Regions from separate parts of the Homo sapiens genome. Here all the other regions are linked to region 2. Evidence: chromatin contacts called from ENCODE Hi-C or POLR2A ChIA-PET data. All regions are on one chromosome and are shown on one strand. The core of a region is the stretch at or near the end of the contact, and the rest is flanking DNA. Distances in the headings are between cores, read along the strand shown.

Evidence for each region. Hi-C counts contacts between places; a loop is a spot of excess contacts on that map. ChIA-PET counts read pairs that join two places held with the same protein, here RNA polymerase II (POLR2A). Pooled maps may share reads with other maps.
Region 1: a map with no recorded cell type shows a loop between it and region 2 (6-fold over the local background). The contact joins the enhancer-like site here to the promoter of STBD1 in region 2. A Hi-C loop is called at or near these places in 4 of 37 single-sample maps with no recorded cell type and 5 of 50 pooled maps.
Region 3: a loop to region 2 is called in a map with no recorded cell type, with 3 times the contacts of the local background. The contact joins the enhancer-like site here to the promoter of STBD1 in region 2. A Hi-C loop is called at or near these places in 1 of 37 single-sample maps with no recorded cell type and 7 of 50 pooled maps. POLR2A ChIA-PET finds 5 or more read pairs at or near these places in 1 of 52 experiments (activated T-cell).

What each region holds. Positions count from the first base shown.
Region 1 is chr4:76,993,029-76,995,728 of GRCh38, reverse strand. All of the region lies in intron 1 of SEPTIN11 (septin 11), which reads right to left. Among named protein-coding and RNA genes, the nearest start is that of SEPTIN11, 45 kb to the right of the region's middle. RefSeq lists an enhancer at 1,169-1,318. Within about 2 kb of position 1,273, at least 5 of the 41 ENCODE cell types and tissues checked have a DNase peak (open chromatin) inside an H3K27ac peak, as active enhancers do.
Region 2 is chr4:76,305,213-76,308,115 of GRCh38, reverse strand. It overlaps STBD1 (starch binding domain 1), which reads right to left and starts at 1,383. Exons shown (of 2, transcript NM_003943.5): 1 at 1,127-1,383. The coding sequence starts at 1,346. All of the region lies in intron 6 of FAM47E-STBD1 (FAM47E-STBD1 readthrough), which reads right to left.
Region 3 is chr4:77,192,263-77,194,962 of GRCh38, reverse strand. It overlaps LOC107986292 (a long non-coding RNA gene), which reads right to left. Exons shown (of 4, transcript XR_001741742.1): 4 at 2,390-2,700. Among named protein-coding and RNA genes, the nearest start is that of CCNG2, 36 kb to the right of the region's middle. RefSeq lists an enhancer at 1,059-1,108. Within about 2 kb of position 1,347, at least 7 of the 41 ENCODE cell types and tissues checked have a DNase peak (open chromatin) inside an H3K27ac peak, as active enhancers do.

The sequences.
Region 1 (2,700 bases), core at 24-2,523, 690 kb before region 2:
AGCTAAAGTAAAATCACTGGGTGATTTATGCTGTTATATAAAATGGTACTGGCTGCCCCCACAACTTTGAATGCATCCCGTGGGTGTTGGAGATAATCTGTGAAACCTTTTTTTCTCAAGATGCAGAGATCAGCTACAGTCCCTCAGTTATAATATCATGGTTATGGTTTGCAATTTCAGAAATTAGACACTGAAAGTCTTCTCCTTGGAGACAGGACTCCTAGTGTTCTGGCTGTGTTGTCAATGAACTTTATATTCAAAATACTGGAGTCCAGGTGAGAAAATGATCCTCAAAGCTCCATTTTTATTTTTATTATTTATTATTTTTATTTTTATTATTTATTTTTTGAGATGGAGTCTCACTCTGTCGCCAGGTTGGAGTGTAGTGGCACGATCTCAGCTCACTGCAACCTCTGCCTCCTAGGTTCAAGTGATTCTAGTGCCTCAGCCTCCCGAGTAGCTGGGATTATAGGCACGCGCCACCACGCCCAGCTAATTTTTGTATGTTTAGTAGAGACAGGGTTTCACCATGTTAGCCAGGCTGGTCTTGAACTCCTGACCTCGTGATCTGCCCGCGTCGGCCTCCCAAAGTGCTGGGATTACAGGCATGAGCCACCACACCCAGCCATTTTTTTTTTTTTTTAGAGACAGGGTTGCACTGTCACTCAGGCTGGAGTGCAGTGGTGTGATCATAGCTCACTGCAGCTTCAAACTCCTGGGCTCAGCCAGCTTCAGCCTCCCAAGTAGCTGTGACTACAGGCATGTGCCACCACTCCCAGCTTCAATGTTCCATTTTATTTAAAAAAAAAAAAAAAAAAAAAAAAAAAAGCTTTGTACAGGATCACTTAGTCAATGTTTTCAAAAGACTGGTTTTCATCATCCTATTTTTATGTTACATAATCAAGAGGGTGATTTCTTTTAACAAGCAAGGACTAAGACCCCATTTCAAATGTTTGTGGTCACTATATAGGCACAGAAATGTGACTCCAGAAATGCAGTGATTTTAAAGGACTTCAATGGTTTTATTAATAATAAAATGTCTAAAGTCCATATCAGCTCTAAAATTCTGATTCTGTGAAATAAGACTAAAAGCCACCACACTGCCTGAATACCATGGTGGCAGCTGCAGATTTGAGGTCAATGGGACAGACAACAGATGTCTAGTCTATGAATAGTTTCCTTGAAACCTGCCAACAGTGAATATGAGACTCAAGAGTAGGCACTTATCCTTGACCAGGATGGCATGGTAGGCAGCTCACCAAACAGCTTCGAGGGCAGGCCCCAGTGGGCAGCAGTCCTTGTAGCTGGGCAAGCCTTCCAACAATACTGTACTTCTTCCAGCCCCAATCCTTGTACCTGCCCCTTCCTCTTTAGATACCTCAAAGGTTCAGACAGCAGGTGTTTTTAAGGTGTTTACCACATCCGCCAAGACTTGGGGGAGGAGGGTTTGAAATGAGTCCTGGGTTATTTTTAGAACTCTTTCCACCTAGCTGTGCAGTAGCTGTTGTGTATCAGGCTAGGAGAAGCCATGGCACCAGCCTTCATTTCTGCTACATCACTGACTTCAACCGTTCGTGAACGGTATGAAAGAGACAACGCAGGGCAGAACTATCATCCCACATTCCCTCTCTCCACCGCCACATAATTCTGTTAATTTCAGGGGGAGGGGAGAATGGTTTATTGCTCTGGATTCTGGATCGCTGGGTTTTTAGATACCAGATATCCACCTATGAACCAATCCTGGGAAAGAATCAGAGTTAGTAATTATAGCTCTCATCCCAGAACCCAAAGCTCAGCATCTCATATTCTCACCGTTTCCAAAACACGAGAAGCCACCCACACACCCACTAAGTATTTTTATACCCATTGAAAACCACATACAAAATGAAGGGTTATAAAACAGTTTGGTCTTGACATTTTTGAAATTTAAAGTTGTATCTTTAGAGTCTGTCTTCTAACACTGTAATATAGAATATGTAAATTTTATAATACAGTTTTTACATTTCATAATTTGAGCCTAATTCTCTGCCCAGTATTAAAGGAAACCTGAGAGTCACTGCCCATCAGTATGTGATGGGGGAAAGGGAAAAAGAAGTTCCTTCTCTGGTTTATGAACAGGCTTAAAAACTGGAGAGAACGGCACTGGAGGACATGCACAGGGCAGCTCTGAGCACCTTACCCAGTGCCTCCAGCACAGCAGCTGAACCGCATCCCTCCAGTCCAGCATTTTATAGCTCTTCCCTTAGCTACCACAAGCCAAGGATTGAGGGGTCTTTTTTGAGTCTCCAGGCCCAGTTTCAGGGAACTGCATATATTCCATGTCGTTAACACTAACACATCTGGAAACGACTCTCTGAATTTATCTCTAATATTGAACTCTGCTTGGCATCCAGTTCTGAATTTCTATCAGAGGAACACTTCTCTTGGGTTGTCCCATCTGTACTTCAAACTTGATGTTCATGAAACTGAAATCATATTCCTCTATCCCAAACTCGCCCCTTCTCCAGAGTTCCCTATTTCTGTTAACAGTACTTAGCCATGCTTGAGACCAGCTCCCCTCCCACCATCAACTCTGAAGTCTTATCAATACTACATCCTCCACATTTCTATTCCTACTAATTCAACAGCCTCCCAACTGGCCTCCCTGACTTGATCTCACCCTCTCTAATACTTCCTCCCTCCACCTTGCCATCAAGGGGA
Region 2 (2,903 bases), core at 134-2,633:
TGTACTTTTAGTAGAGACAGGGTTTCACCATATTGGCCAGGCTGGTCTCGAACTCCTGACCTTGTGATTTGCCCGCCTCGGTGATGGTGGGAGTTGGAAGTGAGAATGAACAAATATTATTCTGGATTCCCAACTTTTCAACCTAAAGCATGAGATTGGTCTTCAGAAAAAAGATAAGTGAACTGTCTAGGCATCCCAGACCAATCACAGTAAAGGCACACGGGCAGATTTTCATATGGCTGCACATGAACACCACTGGGCTAAAAATAAAGTTCACAGATGTCATTTTCACCATTAGGCTTCTGTCCAGGCATGGGCAGCTTGCCAAGGGAGGGCACTGGACGGTAAGCTTTTCTGCCAGTGTTCGCTCTCTGCTTAGCAAACGGTCCCTAAAATACAGAAATTTAAACCCAGATGTCAATTCTACTCATCAGGGTTGGGTCCCCTATTTAAGTAGTCCCTTCCTAGGGATGACTATCCGGCCCTATTCTGGGGCAGCGTGGAGGGGACTGCCGACAGTGCTGAAAGGGGTGACCAAGGCACATCCCCAGGGCCTCAGCCACAGCCTTCATGGCCAGAGTCCAACCTGAACTTTGCCTTCCTAAAGAAGCATCCAGATAGCAGGAGGCGCCCGCAGTTCGGGTGTTCCCAAACCCAGCTCTTCATGGGCTGTGCGATGGGAGGATGTCAGACTACCCGGATTGGGACTTAGAAAATGTCCCTGCTTGGGCAGAGATCGAAGAGGCTTGTAGGATCCCCTAAACCTAAGCCCCCCTTTCCAAAGGCCGGGAAGGGGCGCCGCCACTGCAGCCGCCCGCACTGCACCAAGCGCCGCCAAGTGGAGGAGCTCATCCCCGCCGGAGGGGCAGGACCAAGTCCTCAGGCGCGGGCGCTGAGGGACTCGGCAAGGGCGCGGCCCTTGGAGGACCAGACAAGAAACCTGCCTGCGCGTACCAACCAGCCTGGGAAACCGAGGGGCGTGGGGATGGCCCAGTCCCCTTAGGAGAGCCCGTCCGCAGGAATGGGCCCCTAGGAAAGCTCCAGGTGGGTTTGTCTCTTTGCTCCCTTCCTCGATGAACCTCAAAGCTCTGGCAGATGTGCCCTGGAGTCACGGGGGGAAGAATACCTGGTTTGGTGACCAGCTCCTGCCCGGAAGGTCCAGGGCTCAGTCCGCTGCTGCCACTCTGATGGCCTCCCGGAATCGCAGCTCCCCCAAGAGGGGCGTCTTTCTCCTGCTCCGCATCCCCGTCCTTCCCGGTGTCGCCAGGGCCGCCCCGCAGCAGCCAAACGAAAAGTGCTCCGGCCAGACCCCCTCCAACCAGCAGGGCGGACCAGACGGCGCCCATGGCTGAGAGGCCGCGGCCGCAGGAGACTACAGGGACTGGGACCGGGGCTCAGGTCACGCACACAGAGCCACACCTACCCCGCCCGCTCCAGCCTTTTACGGTTTCTGCGCCGGGCACTCCGGCGGAGCCCGGCCCTGAGCGACCAGTACTCAACTTTCCCAGCCCCGCCCCGCTCCCCGCCCCTGGGCTGCAGCCCCGGGCTCCCTCCCGGGGAAGACTCCAGCGCTCTTCTGTCCCTACACTTTCTGTTCCCGGCCTTGCCAGTTGCCAGCGGCCAGGGGCGCAGGGGTCGGCGTTCCACGTGTGTCCCGCGTGAAGAACCCAAGTGCGCACAACTGCCCCGCGCAGCCGGGACCTGCCCCACCGCCCTTCCTTCTTCCGCCTGCTGCCCGCGAGGCCCAGCCCTGCCTCGGCCCGCACCGGGCACCTCGGCGCCTTCTCCCCAGGGAAGCTCAGCAGCAACGCGGTCAGCTAGAGGCCGAGAGCTTCCTGGAACTTAGAGGTGGGAGAGGCCGCGGGCGTCGGTGACGCGCGGGCTGGAGCGCGGGCTAGAGCGGTGGCGCGTTCGGGTGGGATGGGTGGCCCGGAGGACGGCGGGCGCGGTGCGGGGAAACTGGGAGCCCTAGTGGAAGCTCCGCTCCGCCGCCAGCTCAGCGCGCTTAGCCTCCCCAAGCTTCCGCCTCCTCGCCTGTAAAATGGAAGGACTGGACTGAGGACCATCCATCTAAAGATGCCAGTCAGCTCAATCACATCCAGTCTCGTCCTCTTTGGGCGTGTATGGCTGCTGCGAAATGCGCACGCATCTGTATGAACTGGATGTTGTCCATGGACGAGCTCCTACAGATAAGTTTGTTAATAAAAACAGCAGCTCTTTATTAAGCACTGTCTGTATTCCGGATGTTTTAAGTGTGTATTTAATTTAATCCTCACAAGACAACAACCCTGTGCGGTGTTATATATATTTCTTTGTAAATCCTTTCCTCTGCTGATCTGATGACTTTGCACAACAGCTTCAAGCTGATGATCCCCACGTCTATGTCTGCAGCTCACACCTTTCCCTTGGACTCCGACATTCAACTGCTAAAGGCCACAGATACCAAACACCTGCCTTGGAGTAATTGCTATAATTGCTCTCTCTGGTAGGGCAAATTATCTAATGTGCCCCTTGCTCCGAATGGACAGTAGCCCTTAACGGGGTGCAAGGTTCTGCCAGTGGGGTTACTGGAAGGCTGATGCACGCCTTGATGCAGGCCACAACTTCTGTAATCATAAGAGAGGAGGTAGAGGAGAGGTGAGGGCGAAGACTGCCTACTGGGCATCTCCTCGTGGATGTCTAATAGACATCTCAAACCCAACTCATCCAGACCTGAACTCCCCACCTAACTCCCCAAACCTACTACTCTCCCCACCTTCCCCATCTCAGGAAGTGGCAACCACATCCTTCCCATTGCTGCAAAACAAAACACAGCAAGCTCCCACAGGCCACTTTCAAACCACCAGTCAGCGTGATCCTGTTAAAACACCCCAGTTCTCTGCTCAAGACCCTCCAGTTGCTCC
Region 3 (2,700 bases), core at 98-2,597, 890 kb before region 2:
GTGGACCTACATGACTGGACATGGTTTTAAAAAGCACTTTTCTGTAGCTGGCACGCAAGAATTACGATATTTAAGCTATGTAACTTGCTACCATCGCACCTGTGAAATTGTCAGTCAAGATAATGAACATATCCATCATGCTGTGTACTTTTGAGTCTGTCACTAAGATGCCACTTTATCTTTTCCATGACAGATGGTTTGCCTTTCCTAGTAAGCCTAAAGGAAGTGTCCATTCTCAATGCTAACGATCTGTTCAACTAGATGAAATTTCCTGTTTCAACTACTAAGTTTCTAACTGCTATCAGAAGTGCTTTCAGGTGTGTCAGTCTGACATTACCTGAGGCTTGCCAGTCAACGAGTCTCCCACCTCCACAACCAGGTGGAAGGTCAGTTGCAGCCCACAGGTTGCGTGTCTTCGAGGCAGACAGCTGCTTTCTGCTGAATATGATTAAGATCCTAACTTCCTAGTAAGGAGTCTTAAAAGCCACATGCTTGAAGTTCATTTTAGTTTTTTTTACTAATAGGTCACAAAGGGACGTTTCCTACCCTCAAAAAAAAACTAATTCAAAGTTGATCTACATTTTCTTATGGTTTTCATCGAAGTGGATCTAATTTTTAGTCTCTGAAGAGATGAGAAGCTAGCTTTTTAGTCACTTTCCACCATTACTCCAGACAGGTGTTTAATAGAGACTTTGGGATTCCAAATAGCTAAAAGGAAGTTCTAAAGATTGCTGCGCTTGCTTTAAACGTAGAACCTCTAAACCCGTGTATTTCTCTTGGAGTTTACGTAACTTCAGTAAGTTAGCTATAAGAGTGGCTTTGCTAAAGTCTATGGTAGAGATTAAACAGAAGTCAAGAGACAGGAGCCTTCTCAGCAAGTAAGGCTTGAGCATGAGAGAAGAAACCTCAATTCAAGATTGTATCTTAAGCTTCTAAAAGAACAAACTCTAAGAAAGCACAGTAACTGGAAGAGGCAAGCCTGCTAAAAACGACTTCAGGGAGTTGCTGTGACCTCCTAGGAGGTATTTTCTGCCCACACACAACGCCTAGTTCCCCTTCTTTCGAGTTCCTTAGTCCGCTTAAGTGCCCTCGCTTTTTTCTTCGTTCATCTTTCACTTCTAAAGCAAGCTAACCAAAGTTCCCCCTTGAGAATTACCAAGAGCTTGGTCCTTTCCACCCACCCCTCCAGCCACCAGAGAACTTCTTAGTACCTCGCAGGCCTACAAAGCTTTGGAAGAAACCCCGCCCGACCAACCCCAAACCATCCACCAGCGGAACAACCCACAGCCCCGCCAGGCTTCCTCGCCTTTTACACTTGAAGCCACGCCTTCCCCCTGGGTGAGGACCAATGAGAAAGCGTAGGAGCTACTTCAACTCCGCAATTGGTCCCAGACGGCTGCCAGGTGAAACCAAGCCTCTGGACGCCCCAGGGCTTTCTCTTGGGGCTTCCTACTTTAGACAGGCATTTCTCCCCTCCACCCGCTTTTTTTTTTTAACTACATTGTAAAGGCTGTTGAGTATTTTGAGAGAATAATTTAGAGTCACCTTCAAAAAGTGGCTGAATCAATTTCCCTTCCAGCACTTAGACAACATGGAAGATGTTTAGTGTGCCCTAAAGAATTTCAGAAGAAATATGAGTAGCTATTTGGTCAGACACTGGTGTTGAACACAAATATCCTTACCGTCAGACAACGCTGGTATTTCTCATCGCTCACCTGTGCGTGTTATGCATTTATTCGTTCATTCACAAGTATTATTGAGGAGGATGACTCAATGGAAGCAAGGAAGTAACCCAGTGAGGCTTTGGGTTTTGTCTGTGCTTCGCAAACGGCGGGCTAGAAAGTATGAGTATCCTCAGGACTCACATGTTTCTGGAAAGTCATTCCACTTGTACATTTGGGGATAAAAAGATTTATTTTATATTAAGACAATAGTAATCCAAACCAATATAAATAAATGAATGGGAAAAGAGATAAATCTTTCTTGCAGAAAAAGTTCAAATAATATATGTAACTCCCCACTCCAGGAGGTGGAGTTTAATCACCACACCCGTTCCTTGAGTCTGAGCAAGTTTTAGAGAATCCCTTCCAAAGAACAGAGTAGACGAAGGGAAAAGTAATAACTGTATAGTACAGAAACCTCAGCCGGGCGCGGTGGCTCACGCCTGTAATCCCAGCACTTTAGGAGGCCTACGTGGGCGGATCACGAGGTCAGGAGATTGAGATCATCCTGGTCAACACGGTGAAACCCCGTCTCTACTAAAAATACAAAAAATTAGCCGGGCATGGTGGCGGGCCCCTGTAGTCCCAGCTACTCGGGAGGCTGAGGCAAGAGAAAGGCGTGAACCCGGGAGGCGGAGCTTGCAGTTAGCCACGATCGCGCCACTGCAGTCCAGCCTGGGCGATAGAGCAAGACTCCATCTCAAAAAAAGAAACCTCGCAGGCACTATCTTAACCAAGTGATCCAGATTAATATGATCAAAGATAAACCATGTTGCTATTATGTACCCCCTGATATGATGAGAAGAGCACTTCGCTCCCATGGTATGCTTCTTCAAACCCCATACCCCTAACATAATCATAAGAAAAACATCAAAGTCAAACTGACAGCCATTCTACAAAATGCTGACCAGTAATCTTCAAAACAGTTAATCAAGGTTATGGAAATAAAGAAAGACTGAGAAAGTATTACATACCAGAA